Linked DNA regions of Mus musculus: region 2 is linked to region 1. The links are chromatin loops, found by intact Hi-C in ENCODE. Cell type or tissue: left cerebral cortex. All regions are shown on one strand.

Region 1 (8,000 bases):
TGTGAAGAGACAACTGTGACCAAGGCAAGCTTATAAAGTACATTTATTTGGGGCTGGGGATGACTTACAGTTTTAGACTTTTAGTCCATTATCATCATAGCAAAAAGCATGGCAGCATCCAGAGAGACATGGTGCCGAAGGGGCTGAGAGTTCTACGTCTTGATCTGAAGACAGCCAGGAGAAGACTCTGTCTTCCACAGCCACCCAGGAGGAGGCTCTCTTCCATACTAGGCTGGAGAGTGAGCATAGGACATCAGAGCCCACTACACAGTGACTCACTGCCTCCAACAAGGCCATGCCTACTCCAACAAGGTCACATTTTCTAATAGTACCACTTTCCATGAACCAAGTATATTCAAACCACCATGTGTAGAGTGGAAGCAACCTGCTCCAGATCCTTGGGTCCTCAAACTCACTCTGATGACCAGCCTATCTTCAAACTCACAGCAATCCCCCTGCCTCAGCATCCCAAGCACTGGGATTAAACGCATGCACCACCTTGCAGCACTAGCTCTATAGACCCATCATTCATTCATTCATTCATTCATTCACTGTAATTACCTTTTAAAGCTTGTATTACTCACATCTATCACTGTTGTAACTGATGAAGACAGATTTATTTTGCTTACTATGTAACATAATTGCTCCATCCAGGGATGCAGAGAGGCAGGAAGGAAGGATGGGCCATTCACATCATGGCAAACAAAAATATAGACAAAGCAATGAAAAAAAACCAGCCAAGACAAGAGGACCCCCATCAACCCCAGAGACCCCCAGAGCACTCCTAACAAGAGCAGGGCCCTCTTCCCATGGTGCCTCCACTCAGTCTGTGAGCCTCTCATTAGCTCAGGCTTTACGCTCTGATTAGATGGAGAAGCCCCGTCACAGCCCCCAGATAAGGGCTACTGAACTCCTAGGTATTTATTAATCCAGTGCTCGGGATTAAAAACTGACCATTCCTGTGCTGAAGGTCACATTTGGGGCTGGAGAATGGCTCAGTGGTTAAGGGCACTTGCTGCTCCTGCAGAGGACCTGGGTTCAGTTCCCAATATCTACATCCGGCTCACAGTCTGTAAACTGCAACTACACAGGATCCAACGGCCTCCATAAGCACCAGGCATACATATGGTGCACACACATATACTCTGGCAAACATTCATATGTACAAAACAAAAATAAGGAGAAAGATGTGAATCCACATTCAAGAGCCAACACCAGGCACACAGTAAAACGAAGCTATCACTAGGACTTCCCTCTTCCTGGGGCTGAAAAGATCTCTTCCCTCAGTGCTCTGGACTCTGACACTCACAACCAAAGTGCAGCAGGTTGGCCCTGGACAGCACTCTCTTCCTGCTTGGCAGAGAGTTCCCATGTCCTGTCTGTGTGCCTGGACAGAGGGACGGGGGCAGGAAAAGAGAAAACAGACAGGGGGAAGAAAGAGAAGGAGCGGGAAGAACCGGCAGTTTCTTCCTGTTTCTGTAAGGGTGCTGACAGGATGGGTCAGGAGCTCACACACACTCAAAATTTTGTCCTTAAAGGTTCTGTCTCCAAATACAGTCACCAGGGTTAGGGCTTTTTACAAGGGCTTTTAAGAACACACTCAGTCCCTATCACTAGTGACACCATTAAAATCCTCCATGTGGCAATTGCTCAGACACACAATTAACCAGTGTGTCCCTGACCCATTCAAACTCTTGTGCACTGTCCTAAAACCATATATGTTTCCTTCTCATCTAGACAGAGAATGCTTCATTGAGACTGTGGCTGAGTACCTCCTGGATGTGATAAGCACAGAGGACCTGCAGCTCCTGCTGACAGAAGAGGAAACCTGGAAACACTTTGTGGCAGAAGTTGATTTGTCCAGGTCACCTCCCCGAGGGATGCCTGCAGTACCAGGGTTCAGGCCTGGTTGGTTTGTTCTGGGCAGGAATACTCTCCCCAGACAGACCAAGTAGTTAGGGTTCAGGGTTTCTCTTCTCAGCAAATATTTCCCTCACCATATTCTCTACCAGGAAAGATCCTCTGCCTGGGGGGAGATGGCAGCAGCCACAGGGAACAAAACTATTCCTGCCATTGGCATTCCTGTGACCATGGGAAGTTAGTTTATTACCTTCTTTGTTATTCGGTCACTATTGACTGGCATTGTAAGAATAATAAGATAATGCATGTGGAGAGCCCAGCACATGGCCAGTACACAGTAGGCAGCTTACACACAGTAGGTGTCCATCAAAAGTTATCTTTTTTAAAAAAAGATTTATTTATATATATATATATATATATATATATGTGTGTGTGTGTGTGTAAGTACACTGCAGCTGTCTTCAGACACACCAAAAGAGGGTGTCAGATCTTATTATAGATGGTTGTGAGCCACCATGTGGTTGCTGGGATTTGAACTTAGGAACTTTGGAAGGGCAGTCAGGGCTCTTACCCACTGAGCCATCTCTCCAGCCCCAAAAGTTAGCTGTTAAAGTAGTGTGTGGGTGTGTGGTTTTTGCATGTGGATGAGTTTATTTTACAAGCATTCTTCTTATATCAGTCTCCCCTATTACAGGGAAGAGGAAACTGCCTTGCGAGAAGCTCTTGCAGAGATCTTTTCAGATCCTGATGGAGAAGATGAAGATGAGCTCCAAAATGACCTGCAGGACAAGAACGAGAGGTACTCAGCCAAAGACCAAATGAAGCCTTTTTTTTTTCTTGATAGGAAGGGAAAAGAACAGTGTTAGAGGATCATGCGTAAGAGATTGAATATTCAGAAACAAGCTGGTTAAGTGTGTGTCTGAGTGCCTGCCACAGGACCTATATTAATGATGTCACTCATATTGGGGATGGAGTTGGGTCCCTAAACTCATTGGTAAATGTCTTAACTCTGGTGACTGTGTTTGGAGATGGAGGATTTAAGGACACACAGTATTGAAATTAAGTGAGGGCAGGTGTGAGCTCCCTAACCCACAGTACAGTCAAGTCCATAGTACATCAAGGCCCAAGAGGACTCGAGACCCCTACAGCTGTGAGCCAGCAAGTGTAGGGTCTGGGACCTGAACTCACTTGTTCTGCAAGAGAACCATGCATCTGAATAAAGAAACTCTCTCTCCAGCCCATTACAATAACAAGTGCCTTTACTTACCTGGAACTCATCACAGTGACCAGATTGGCTGACAAGAGAGCATGAGGACCCTCCTGACCTTGCATCCCCAAGCAGGGATGACAGGCCCAGGCCCTGAACCTGGCTTTCCTATGTGGCCTCTGGAAGACTGAACTCGGGTCCTCCTGTTTGTGTGACAAACACTGCACCAACTTAGCCACATCCTCAGGTCCCTTCTAAGGCTTTAAGCAGAATCTTCTGTTGTCCTCAGGACACAGTGCCTCATGGTCAAGGTCACATGGAGTGTCACACACTAAGAAAGCGCCCACGGGAAAGAACAGTTAATCTGATACACGTTACCACAGGCAGGAAGGCACTGTTCAGGACTGACTGCTGCTCTAAGACAAAAGACACAACAAGTCTGTCAGTTCCTTCAACTGGAGACTCACAGCAGATGAGCTGAGTGACAGGCAGTAAAGAGCAGAGAGTAGGGGCACTGTGAAGCTGACCTCATGGGACTCCTCCTGAGGAAAGCCAAGGCCAAACACATCAACAGCTGAACATGGAAACCTAACTTCAGTGTCCAGTTTTCTGTGCCTTAATCAAATACACCATCAGCATGAGTGACTGGGGTCTCCCTCCCTCCTGGAAGTCCATGACTTCAGTGTCTCCTTCCTCTGGGGTCAGAAGTGACAGTAAAATCCCCACCACACATCGCCTTAATCAGGCTGAGAATTCCTTAATGGAAGTGCTTAGGAACATGTGTGTTCTGACTCCTGAATTTTGCCTCCTACTGGAACACTTTGTGGAAATGGGACCACACGTGAATGGGGAATTCCCCAAATGTGAATGGGAAATCCACTCCTCTTCCTTTATCTTCACTCACAGCTGAAGGGTAAATCTGTGCACTGTGTTTTGAATGGATGGATCTTAGCTGTGAGCTGCCCCATTAGCTCAAGAGTACACAGCACTGCAGTACCAAAAAAGACCTAAAGTTTCAAAGAATGTCCTATCTAAAGTTTCTCTCTTAGGGATGTGCAATTTGCAGAGTCTCATAGCACAAGGCTCTAGGCAAATGTGGACTCTCCTGGCCAGCAGGACAATGTAGAGCAGGCAAGTTATGTTCCAGCAGCTTAGGCCAAGGGATGACTGTTCATAGGAAGGTGCCCTCTTCAGCAAACACTAACGTTCTATAAAATATGGGGCTATTTCTTTTCTCTAATGTCACCTCTCTTTGTTTAGAGTTCCTAGGGAGAAGTGTTTTGGTAGTGATGACATTGACCTTGAAGGGAAGGCTCCCTTATTAAATGTCTACCAATAGAAGGGTGTGCTAGAGGACTAGAGGACTCAGTGATGAGGAACACAGGCTGTTCTTTCAGATGACTCGAGTCAGTTCCTAGCAACCTGTAATAGCTCACAACTGTGTGGAACTGCAGTTCTAGGGATCTGATGCCTTCCATCCTCTGCCCTCCATGGGCCCCAGAAGTGAATATGGTATGCAGACACACATGCAGGAGAAGCACTCTTACACATAAGATAAAAAATTAAAAGGACAATTATAGGTAGATTTTCAATTCATTCTGTCCTTAAGAACTAAAGATGGTGTGATTTTTCAAGTGTAATCATCCCGGTAAGAAAGCTTACAGAGCTGTAATGTTCTCCTCTGCTTCACAGTGAATGCTCTGTGCTCCCACAGGACAGATCTTACTTTATAAGCTGTCTTCCTTGCTCAGCTGTCCCTCCTCTTGCAGGAAAGAGGAAGATGCCTTGAGTGAAGCCCTGGGTAAGACCGTAGCTGATACTGATGCAGAAGATGAAGAAGAGATCCAAAATGACCCGTGGCACAAGGAACGGTTCTTGGATGCTTATCCTCGGGTGAAACTGGAGCTTGAGGAGAGCATCAGGATGCTCCACGCCCTGGCAGACAAGGTTGACAAGGTGCACAGGGACTGCACCATCTCACGGGTGGTGGCCAGCTCCAGCAGTGCTGTGTCTGGAGTCCTGACCATCCTTGGTCTGTCTCTGGCACCTGTGACAGCAGGAGTCAGTCTGGCATTGTCAGCCACTGGCTTGGGGCTGGGGGCAGCAGCGGCTGTGACTAGTGTTTCCACAAGCATTGTGGAAAAGGTAAGTGTGGTGTCTGCTGAAGCTAAAGCCAGCAAGTTGGTACCAACCAACAAAGACACAATGAAGGGCATGAAAGAAGTTTTGGATCAGAGTGGTCCCAGACTTCTTTTCTTATCCATGAATTCCTTCAAGAAACTGAAAAACATCAAGAATAATATTCATGCCATCAAACTGACCAAAGCCAACCCTAGCCTAGTAACTAATGCTAAGCGCCTCATGACCACAGGAAAGACAACAACAGAAACCACTAAACAAGTGAAGGAAGCCTTTGGAGGTACTGCTCTGGCAATGACCAAAGGAGCCCGGATCATGGGTGCAGCCACCACAGGTTTCTTCCTCCTGCTGGATATAGTTAGCTTTGTAGGAGACTCAAAGCATTTGCATGAAGGAGCAAAGGCTGAGTCTGCTGCAGAGCTGCGGCATCAGGCTCAGGACCCAGAACAGAAGTTACAGGAGCTCATTCGGGTCCATGACAGCCTGATTCAGTGACCATTTCCCCTTCAGTGTAGTGCAGAGGACTGGGGGAGGGAATGTGCTGGACAGAGCCATGCACACATGGGAGTCCCTGACTGTATCCCTTCTAGGCTCTATACAGCCTTGCAGTTCAGCCAAGTGGACAATCGCGGTGACCGTTCACGCCTCCCTTCTGCCTGCTGCCCTACTTTTGCCTATGACTCATTCAGAGCTATGCAAGGAAAAAATGTAGACTTTTTTTAAGAACTCTGGAAACTTTGTGGGTGGATTCATAGAGTTAACCTTCTCCATCACTGGCTATAGTGTAGGGATGGCCTTGTTCCATTGCCATCCAGAAGATGGTGAAGGGAAGAATTGTAATATCCAAAATTAATTCAAGACCACCCAGTACCTTCCCCCTTCGAAAAGGACTTTCCAAACTATACTAACAGGCTAAGTGCAAAGCCATTTAAGGAAGCTGGCTGACTAAACAAATGTAAAAACAGTTTTAGCAGTCGAAATGACTGAGCCTACAAGCTGCCAAAACAATATTAGCTTTTCTCAGAGAAATAACCATAACAAGATAGCAGCTCCCAGAGGAATCCCCCTACCCCTCCCCACACTGAATTCTGACAAAGACCATAAACCACCCTGACCTTGTTGCAAGAATTCCCCTGACGTTAATAGCTGTGATGTTAATAGCTGACCCATAAGTTCAAAATGTATTATTACTTTGCTGACCAAATCATAATAACCCACCATGGGGGCAAGCAAAGTGAGGGACTAGGCCAAAGGGTTACTTAGTCACTATACAAACCAACCAATGCCTGAAAGGGTTACTTGCTGTAGCAATGAAAATAAGACAGCTGCCCTGTTGCTCAAATCTGCCCCTTACAAAGATATAAAAATTGTGTTCTTTCTTTGTTCTGGGTCTCTCCTCTGGCCTGTGTGCTGAGAGGGGAGTCCCCAATATGTTGGATCAATAAAAATCCTCATGCAGTTTGCAGCGATGATGGTGGTCTCTGTGGTCTTTGTGAGTGAGGGTCTTTTGATGAACTACAATAGAATAATACAAAACCAAGGGAAGTGGCTGTTCCCATCACCCACCCTGAGGGTACTGTGCGCAGGCTGACAGCGATGCCACTCCCAGGGAAGACCTCAAGTGGGGTAAGAGTTGTGAGAGCCTCAGGAAACAGATCCAAGCATTGATCACTTGGTCAGCCCAGGGCAGGATGCTGTATGTAGACAGAGCATATGCACAGATTCTGGGTCTCCTGCTCACAGAGCCATGAACCCTAGCATGGAAGCTTGTAGAGGTCAGTGCTAGAGGAACATCAAACGGTGTTAGAACTCATGTAATAGTTAGCACAACCATGATTGGTGTACCTTGGAGAAGCAGAGTCCTGAGGACTTCTTGCTGTTATGAAGCATCACTCTGCTTGCTGTTTTTGAAATCTTCACGTCCTTCCTAATCTATGTCTTGTGTGAAGATTCTAAGGGGGCTTCCAGCCCCTCACTGAGCAGTATCATAGGTACTCACATTAATAATGTTTCATCTTTTTCTAACATTGGTACTGGAGCAGATTAATGATTCAATCACCACCCTCAGAAAGAACTTAGAAATGTAGATTGTCAGCAGTGACCACCACACTTCGAGTTTGGAGATTGAGACATTAGGTTAAGATGTTTGTGTTAGGGGTCTGGAGAGATAGCTCAGTAGTTAAGAGCACTGACTGCTCTTCCCGAGGTCCTGAGTTCAAATCCCAGCAACCACATAGTGGCTCACAGTCATCTGTAATGGGATCCAATGCCCTCTTCTGGTGTGTCTGAGGAGAGTGACAATGTACTCACATACAAAGAATAAATAAATACATAATTTTAAAAAGATGTTTTTGCTAGTAACTGTGATGTAGAAAATCCTAGAAAACAATTTGAAGTTCAGAAAGGCACCCTTTTAATGGTTGACTAGGGATTTTTTAATGTCAGGAAACAAGAGCAAAAAAAGACTGGCTGGTACCACTCTTTATTTAGCAAGAGTGACGCGCCACGCTTGCTACAACTGGGCTTGTGATCAAGGTGATAATTGACTTCCTATACCCATTTTTTGCACTCAGCTTCCTGACATAATTTAATTTAAAAAATGATAATTAGTAGATTATTAATGCACTCTGAGAATTTAAGATAGAAATGACTCATTTTTTTAAAAATATAAATGTTTAGATTTGTGATTCTGTTAAGATTTTTATAAGATTGTCTTTTAAGATAAATAAAAAAATAACCGATTCTTGCTTTCTAACTGCAAATTGGAGCCTTCCAGGAAAGACAAACTGCCTGA
Region 2 (8,000 bases), 290 kb before region 1:
CTCCAAACACAGTCACCAGAGTTAAGACATTTACCAATGAGTTTAGGGACCCAACTCCATCCCCAATATGAGTGACATCATTAATATAGGTCCTGTGGCAGGCACTCAGACACACACTTAACCAGCTTGTCTCTGAATATTCAATCTCTTACACATGATCCTCTAACACTGTTCTTTTCCCTTCCTATCAAGAAAAAAAAAGGCTTCATTTGGTCTTTGGCTGAGTACCTCTCGTTCTTGTCCTGCAGGTCATTTTGGAGCTCATCTTCATCTTCTCCATCAGGATCTGAAAAGATCTCTGCAAGAGCTTCTCGCAAGGCAGTTTCCTCTTCCCTGTAATAGGGGAGACTGATATAAGAAGAATGCTTGTAAAATAAACTCATCCACATGCAAAAACCACACACCCACACACTACTTTAACAGCTAACTTTTGGGGCTGGAGAGATGGCTCAGTGGGTAAGAGCCCTGACTGCCCTTCCAAAGTTCCTAAGTTCAAATCCCAGCAACCACATGGTGGCTCACAACCATCTGTAATAAGATCTGACACCCTCTTTTGGTGTGTCTGAAGACAGCTGCAGTGTACTTACACACACACACACACACACATATATATATATATGTATATATATATATATAATAATAAATCTTTTTTAAAAAAGATAACTTTTGATGGACACCTACTGTGTGTAAGCTGCCTACTGTGTACTGGCCATGTGCTGGGCTCTCCACATGCATTATCTTATTATTCTTACAATGCCAGTCAATAGTGACCGAATAACAAAGAAGGTAATAAACTAACTTCCCATGGTCACAGGAATGCCAATGGCAGGAATAGTTTTGCTCCCTGTGGCTGCTGCCATCTCCCCCCAGGCAGAGGCTCTTTCCTGGTAGAGAATATGGTGAGGGAAATATTTGCTGAGAAGAGACACCCTCAACCCTAACTACTTGGTCTGTCTGGGGAGAGTATTCCTGCCCAGAACAAGCCAACCAGGCCTGAACCCTGGTACTGCAGGCATCCCTCGGGGAGGTGACCTGGACAAATCAACTTCTGCCACAAAGTGTTTCCAGGTTTCCTCTTCTGTCAGCAGGAGCTGCAGGTCCTCTGTGCTTATCACATCCAGGAGGTACTCAGCCACAGTCTCAATGAAGCATTCTCTGTCTAGATGAGAAGGAAACATATATGGTTTGAGGACAGTGCACAAGAGTTTGAATGGGTCAGGGACACACTGGTTAATTGTGTGTCTGAGCAATTGCCACATGGAGGATTTTAATGGTGTCACTAGTGATAGGGACTGAGTGTGTTCTTAAAAGCCCTTGTAAAAAGCCCTAACCCTGGTGACTGTATTTGGAGACAGAACCTTTAAGGACAAAATTTTGGGTGTGTGTGAGCTCCTGACCCATCCTGTTAGCACCCTTACAGAAACAGGAAGAAACTGTCGGTTCTTCCCGCTCCTTGTCTTTCTTCCCCCTGTCTGTTTTCTCTTTTCCTGCCCCCGTCCCTCTGTCCAGGCACACAGACAGGACATGGGAACTCTCTGCCAAGCAGGAAGAGAGTGCTGTCCAGGGCCAACCTGCTGCTCTTTGGTTGTGAGTGTCAGAGTCCAGAGCACTGAGAGAAGAGATCTTTTCTTTCTAAGCCACCTGCCCAGTGACCTTTTCGATGACATCCTGAGGAGACTAATGCACCTGGGAGGTGTCCTGGTACTTTGCAGGGATTTGAGTCTCTTTCAGCTGAGAACAATGAGGATGTGAGTCCGTCAGCCCCAGGAAGAGGGAAGTCCTAGTGATAGCTTCGTTTTACTGTGTGCCTGGTGTTGGCTCTTGAATGTGGATTCACATCTTTCTCCTTATTTTTGTTTTGAACATATGAATGTTTGCCAGAGTTTATGTGTGTGCACCATATGTATGCCTGGTGCTTATGGAGGCCATTGGATCCTGTGTAGTTGCAGTTTACAGACTGTGAGCCGGATGTGGATATTGGGAATTGAACCCAGGTCCTCTGCAGGAGCAGCAAGTGCACTTAACCACTGAGCCATTCTCCAGCCCCAAATGTGACCTTCAGCACAGGAATGGTCAGTTTTTAATCCCGAGTTTCAATAGTACTGGATTAATAAATACCTAGGAGTTCAGTAGCCCTTATCTGGGGGCTGTGAGGGGGCTTCTCCATCTAATCAGAGCGTAAAGCCTGAGCTAATGAGAGGCTCACAGACTGAGTGGAGGCACCATGGGAAGAGGGCCCTGCTCTTGTTAGGAGTGCTCTGGGGGTCTCTGGGGTTGATGGGGGTCCTCTTGTCTTGGCTGTTTTTTTTTCACTGCTTTGCTATTTTTTTGTCTGCTATGATGTGAATGGCCCATCCTTCCTTCCTGCCTGTCTGCATCCCTGGATGGAGCAATTATGTTACATAGTAAGCAAAATAAATCTGTCTTCATCAGTTACAACAATGATAGATGTGAGTAATACAAGCTTTAAAAGGTAATTACAGTGAGTGAGTGAATGAATGAATGATGGGTCTATAGAGCTAGTGCTGCAAGGTGGTGCATGCCTTTAATCCCAGTGCTTGGGATGCTGAGGCAGGGGGATTGCTGTGAGTTTGAAGATAGGCTGGTCATCAGAGTGACTTTGAGGACACAAGGATCTGGAGCAGGTTGCTTCCAGTCTACACATGGTGGTTTGAATATACTTGGTCCATGGAAAGTGGTACTATTAGAAAATGTGACCTTGTTGGAGTAGGCATGGCCTTGTTGGAGGCAGTGAGTCACTGTGTAGTGGGCTCTGATGTCCTATGCTCACTCTCCAGCCTAGTATGGAAGAGAGCCTCCTCCTGGGTGGCTGTGGAAGACAGAGTCTTCTCCTGGCTGCCTTCAGATCAAGACGTAGAACTCTCAGCCCCTTCGGCACCATGTCTCTCTGGATGCTGCCATGCTTTTTGCTATGATGATAATGGACTAAAAGTCTAAAACTGTAAGTCATCCCCAGCCCCAAATAAATGTACTTTATAAGCTTGCCTTGGTCACAGTTGTCTCTTCACAGCAGTGGAAACCCTAAGACACCATCCCCCCTGCCTCTTATTCCTTCCATACTTCCTTCTTCTCCTCCTGGCTTCCATTTTTCAGGCTGGGTATTGAGGAGGTGACTCCTAAGAATTTACCCAAGACAAAGCGAGGAAGGGGAGCCACTGTAACCTAGGACTGGGAAACTCTCTGCGCTCCCCTTGGGGTTCTCATCTGTGTCTTTGACTCCCCAGCAGGCACTCAGCACAGAGGCTCTGGAAGTGTAGGCCATGTGCAGGAGTGGGGTACAAGGCTGCTTACCTGGAGTGCCCATGGCAGCTGCTAGGTCTAGGTGTCAGCTCACCAGGTGTCCAGGCTACAGGAGGAAAAGGTACCTGTGAGACAGAATGGGGACAGCTAGGTGATCAGGGATCTGGGACACACAGTTCTTTCAACAGTGGCTGCTAAGGACCAAAAGAACTTGACCGGCAGTTCTTCTGTTTCCTTGGGCTCTGTCACTGCTATGTAATGAATAAGGTCTTGTGACCTCATCCCTGCTGCTCTCTCCCTAATAAGGCAGAGGACGGCTGTCCTGTTGGGGACACTGGAGAAGGCATCAGCTGAGGACACAGCTGTGGAGAAAGAACAGAGTTTGCAGACAGAGAGATAGAGAGGAGCGTTCGGTAGCCATCTGCAGGGGGAGACTGCATTTATTAATGGTTACTTTGTATACTTTTTGTCTCAGTCGCTGTTTCATTGTTGGGAAGAGACACCATGGCCAGGGTAAGGCTTTAAAAGAAAGCATTTAACAGAGGCTTGCTTACAGCTTCAGAGGTTTAGTCCATTTATTGTCATGGCGGGGAACATGGCGGCCTGGAGGCAGACAGGGGTGTTAGGGAAGTTGAGAGTTGCAATCCAGATCCACAGGCAGCAGGAAGAGAGAGACACTGGACCTGGCCTGGGCTTTTGAAAGCTCAAAGCCCACCTCTAGTGACAATCTCCACCAAGTCCACCCTTCCTAATTCCTCCCAAGTATCTCCACACCCTAATGACCAAGCATCAAATATATTAGCCCACGGTAGCCTTTCCTAGTCAAGCCACCATGCTTACTCTCAGTCATGCTCTGGGCTCCTTACTCTTAGGTAATGAAGTTCTTACATTTAGCTGACGTGAGTGACTATTCCGTGTTGACAGAGTGAGGCCTTGAACCTGGGACTTTCTAATCCATGTCCCACTTTCAGATGAGCAAGCCCCACTGTCTAAAAATACAGCACATTCCCTCCTGTTCGTAGTGTGTGTGCTATAAACGGCTCTTCTGTATCCACAGCGCTGCCTTGTGCCAAGTACCAGGTTCTCAGTTTAGCAAATTCACTGGGGTCACCTGTGGCTTCCCAGGGACCACACCCTCCTTGCTTCTGTGATATCCTTGTCCTATCAGATCCTGGAGTCCTGCCTGGTCCCTGTCTGGCCGTGTGCTGCCCTGGACTCCTGCTTGTCTCCATGACTCCTGGACCTTATCATATGTAAATACTAATGCAGAGAATGTCCTCATTCCTGTCAGTGCCTGCATTTGAGATTATTTCCTTATGGTATTTGTATAAGTGGATGACTGGGTTAAAGGAGATTCACATCTAAACACAGGCCGTGTGTGAGAGTGTTCACTCCTTCATTCTCACCAGTGATCAGGTGATTTTGTGTGTCTGTGTGTGATTTCATAAAGAAAGAACAACTTTACTGAGATTCCCTTGGAAGTCAAGGAAGGAAAGAAACTGCGTGCGTGCGTTTAGCAGTGTCAGGAGAAGGCACCAGCCCCTCCTCCTGGGGCCTGACTAAATTGAGTCAATGTACTTGTTGCTATGGTGAGAGCTGAAGGCAATGGCTGCTCTCCCTCAGGACCTCTCTCTATTCTTGTCACTGAGGCATTTGTTTTAAACCTTCTCAGGGTGCGCTACTCTTGTTCCTGTTCACAGGTGAGGCAAACAGACCTGAAGTGACCCACCCGGGGTCACATATTTAGAAAGGGGTGAAGACTGGTTCACACACAACCTCTGAGACACAAGATCTTGCTCGCTTCTACTCCCTGGCTGCGAAGGTAACCTGGGAAGCCCGATTAGCAACTCTAACTAAGACTTCAAAGTGTGAACTATAGAAAGAAAGCTGACTAAGCCAGACTGCAGTGAGAGGCTGTCTAGAGAATAGAAAGATGGAAGACTGCCTGGAGGAATGGCCTGCTAGGTGGACTCTCAGAGAGGGAGATGGGGAGGACAGCTAGGGAGACTTACAATCAATCCCCGTGCCTTGAGGGGTATTCATAGCAGCTTGAGTGGATGAAAAAAAAAATTAAAGAACACATGATTGAACTAAAATGCCTCAGAAATGATACCTGTCTTCTGGTGTGAGTTTAGTCTTTCTATTTAGGAGGAACGTGAATGGGCAGTGTAGGATTTCATAAAGGAGAGATGCTTAGATGAGGAGTCCCTGAGTTATGCCAGAGACGGCTCTAGCAGAAACAGGGAACTTGAAAAGAGACTGTGATTTAAACAGACAGACAGTCAGACAGACACACAACTCAAGCTGAGTGATGGTGCAGGCAGTGCACTCAGTAGGCAGATGCAGATGGATCTCTATGAGTCTATCTAATGCAAAAGCCACTGCTGTCCCCTCTATAGATGGGTCATATACCTTCATGTTACTCAGTGTGGGTGTGTCTCAGTCATTATGCTTTCACCTAGTGTGTACGATATGATGATATGGATACACACACACACACACACACACACACACACACACACAGGGGAGGGGGATATTGAGAGGAGGGGGTGGGGCTAGGAAGATGGCTCAATCAATACAGAACACAAGGACCTGCATTTGCACTACCAGCAGGTATGTAAAAGGCCAGGCAAGGTGGCACATGCTAAGGAAACAGGAAGAGGAGGATCTTTGGAGGCAGTTGGTCAGCCAGTCTAGTAGAACCGGTAAATTCCAGGTCAATGAGAGACCCCGTATATTAGTCAGGGTTCTCTAGAGTCACAGAACTTATGGATAGTCTCTAGATAGTAAAGGAATTTATTGATGACTTACAGTCGGCAGCCCAATTCCCAACAATTGTTCAGTCGCAGCTGTGAATGGAAGTCCAAGGATCTAGCAGTTACTCAGTCTCACACAGCAAGCAGGCGAAGGAGCAAGAGCCAGAGCTCCCTTCTTCCAATGTCCTTATATTGTCTCCAGCAGAAGGTGTAGCTCAGATTAAAGGTGTGTTCCACCACACCTTTAATCCCAGATGAAAAGGTGTAGCCCAGATTAAAGGTGTGTTCCTTAAACTCGGAGATTCAATCTTCTGGAATCCATAGCCACTATGGCTCAAGATCTCCATACCAAAATCCAGATAAGGATCTCCAAGCCTCCAGATAAGGGTCACTGGTGAGCCTTCCAATTCTGGATTGTAGTTCATTCCAAATATAGTCAAGTTGACAACCAGGAATAGCCACTACAATCCACCCCTTGTCAACTTGACACAAATAATATCTCATGTTCACATGAAACAATAACAAGGTTGTGAATACGCCTAACATGATATAACTATCCCTCGTACAATCGCAAAGGCATTTGTAAATTTACAATGGGGCATTCATATTACTTATAATCCTCGTTTCTGCAAGTGGTTACGTGGCCTTAATTGGTATTTATAACTACCTTCCTCTACTACCCATTCTGTATTTCCTTCTCCTTCAGCCAGCACCTCAGCAGGTCTTGGCTCTTTTCCTGGAGGATTGACCCATACCTTCATTCCTGATGGGTCTTCGTCCTTTGTCATCCTGCTTGGATTAGGCTGTTGTAGTTTCCCATTGACTTTAATCACAGGACATGGTAGTACTAAGAGACGCCCTAAGGGATCTCCTACACTCCAGACATAATCTTGCTTACCACCATTGTGAAGAGGTAATCCAATTTCCCCATGGTAATCTGGATCTATCACCCCTCCTAACACTGTTATTCCTTTTTTTAGCCTGTTGGTTTAAGGGCATTAGAAGCCCAAAATGACCAGGGGGAAGTCTGAGCTTCCAGTTCAATGGAATGTTTGTTGTAGCTCCTGGTAGAAGCACTTCCCTCTCTGGAGCCAAAACTTCTAAGCCAGCAAAACCTAGAGTTATGGGGACAGGAAGCAAAAATTTTCCTAGAGGGTCACTAGGAGTGATAGTAAGTGGAACTATTCCGTTTTCCACCCCTTGATTCCTGGACCCATGAATTCTGGCTATGGGTGAAACTGTACCATATATCGAGCGCTGATTCAAAGCATATACTGCCTTCTGAAGAACTCTGCCCCAGCCTTCCAAGCTGTTACCACCTAATTGGCGCTGTAACTGCATCTTCAAAAGGCCATTCCATCTTTCTATCAGACCAGCTGCTTCAGGATGATGGGGAATGTGGTAAGACCAGTGAATTCCATGATCGTGGGCCCATTGTCGTACTTCTCTGGCTGTGAAATGAGTTCCTTGGTCAGAAGCAATACTGTGTGGAATACCATGACGATAGATAAGGCATTCTGTCAGTCCCTGAATGGTGGTTTTAGCAGAGGCATTACGTGCAGGAAAGGCAAATCTATAACCAGAATAAGTATCTACTCCAGTAAGAACAAAATGCTGTCCTTTCCATGAAGGAAGTGGTCCAATGTAGTCAACCTGCCACCAGGTTGCTGGCTGGTCACCTCGAGGAATGGTGCCATATCTGGGGCTCAGTGTTGGTTTCTGCTGTTGGCAGATCTGGCAATCAGCAGCAGCTGTAGCCAAGTCAGCTTTGGTGAGTGGAAGCCCGTGTTGCTGAGCCCAAGCATAACCTCCATCTCGACCACCATGGCCACTTTGTTCATGTGCCCATTGAGCAATGACAGGGATGGCTGGGGAGAGAGGCTGACTGTCTACAGAATGGGTCATCTTATCCACTTGATTACTGAACTCCTCCTCAGCTGAAGTCACCTTTTGGTGAGCATTTACATGGGACACAAATATCTT

Evidence for each region. Hi-C counts contacts between places; a loop is a spot of excess contacts. Peaks named below come from ENCODE experiments on the same cell type or tissue, not always from the same donor. Only the 100,000 strongest peaks of a DNase experiment are listed, where the experiment ranks them.
Region 2: a loop joins it to region 1, with 9 times the contacts of the local background. A loop is called at or near these places in 9 of 42 quality-filtered maps.

What each region holds. Positions count from the first base shown.
Region 1 is chr15:77,712,613-77,720,612 of GRCm38, forward strand. Apol7e (apolipoprotein L 7e) reads left to right here. Exons shown (of 5, transcript NM_001134802.1): 3 at 1,738-1,864; 4 at 2,555-2,659; 5 at 4,837-6,676. The coding sequence ends at 5,701. Gm36329 (a long non-coding RNA gene) reads right to left here. Exons shown (of 3, transcript XR_001781707.2): 3 at 5,111-5,347. Among named protein-coding and RNA genes, the nearest start is that of Gm36329, 6.4 kb to the right of the region's middle. In left cerebral cortex, no CTCF peak of the experiment used is centred here; DNase peaks (open chromatin) are centred at 4,141, 4,486 and 5,706.
Region 2 is chr15:77,424,424-77,432,423 of GRCm38, forward strand. It overlaps Apol7b (apolipoprotein L 7b), which reads right to left. Exons shown (of 5, transcript NM_001024848.2): 2 at 3,313-3,386; 3 at 1,033-1,159; 4 at 229-333. The coding sequence starts at 3,325. Among named protein-coding and RNA genes, the nearest start is that of Gm36194, 9.8 kb to the left of the region's middle. In left cerebral cortex, no CTCF peak of the experiment used is centred here; a DNase peak (open chromatin) is centred at 4,341.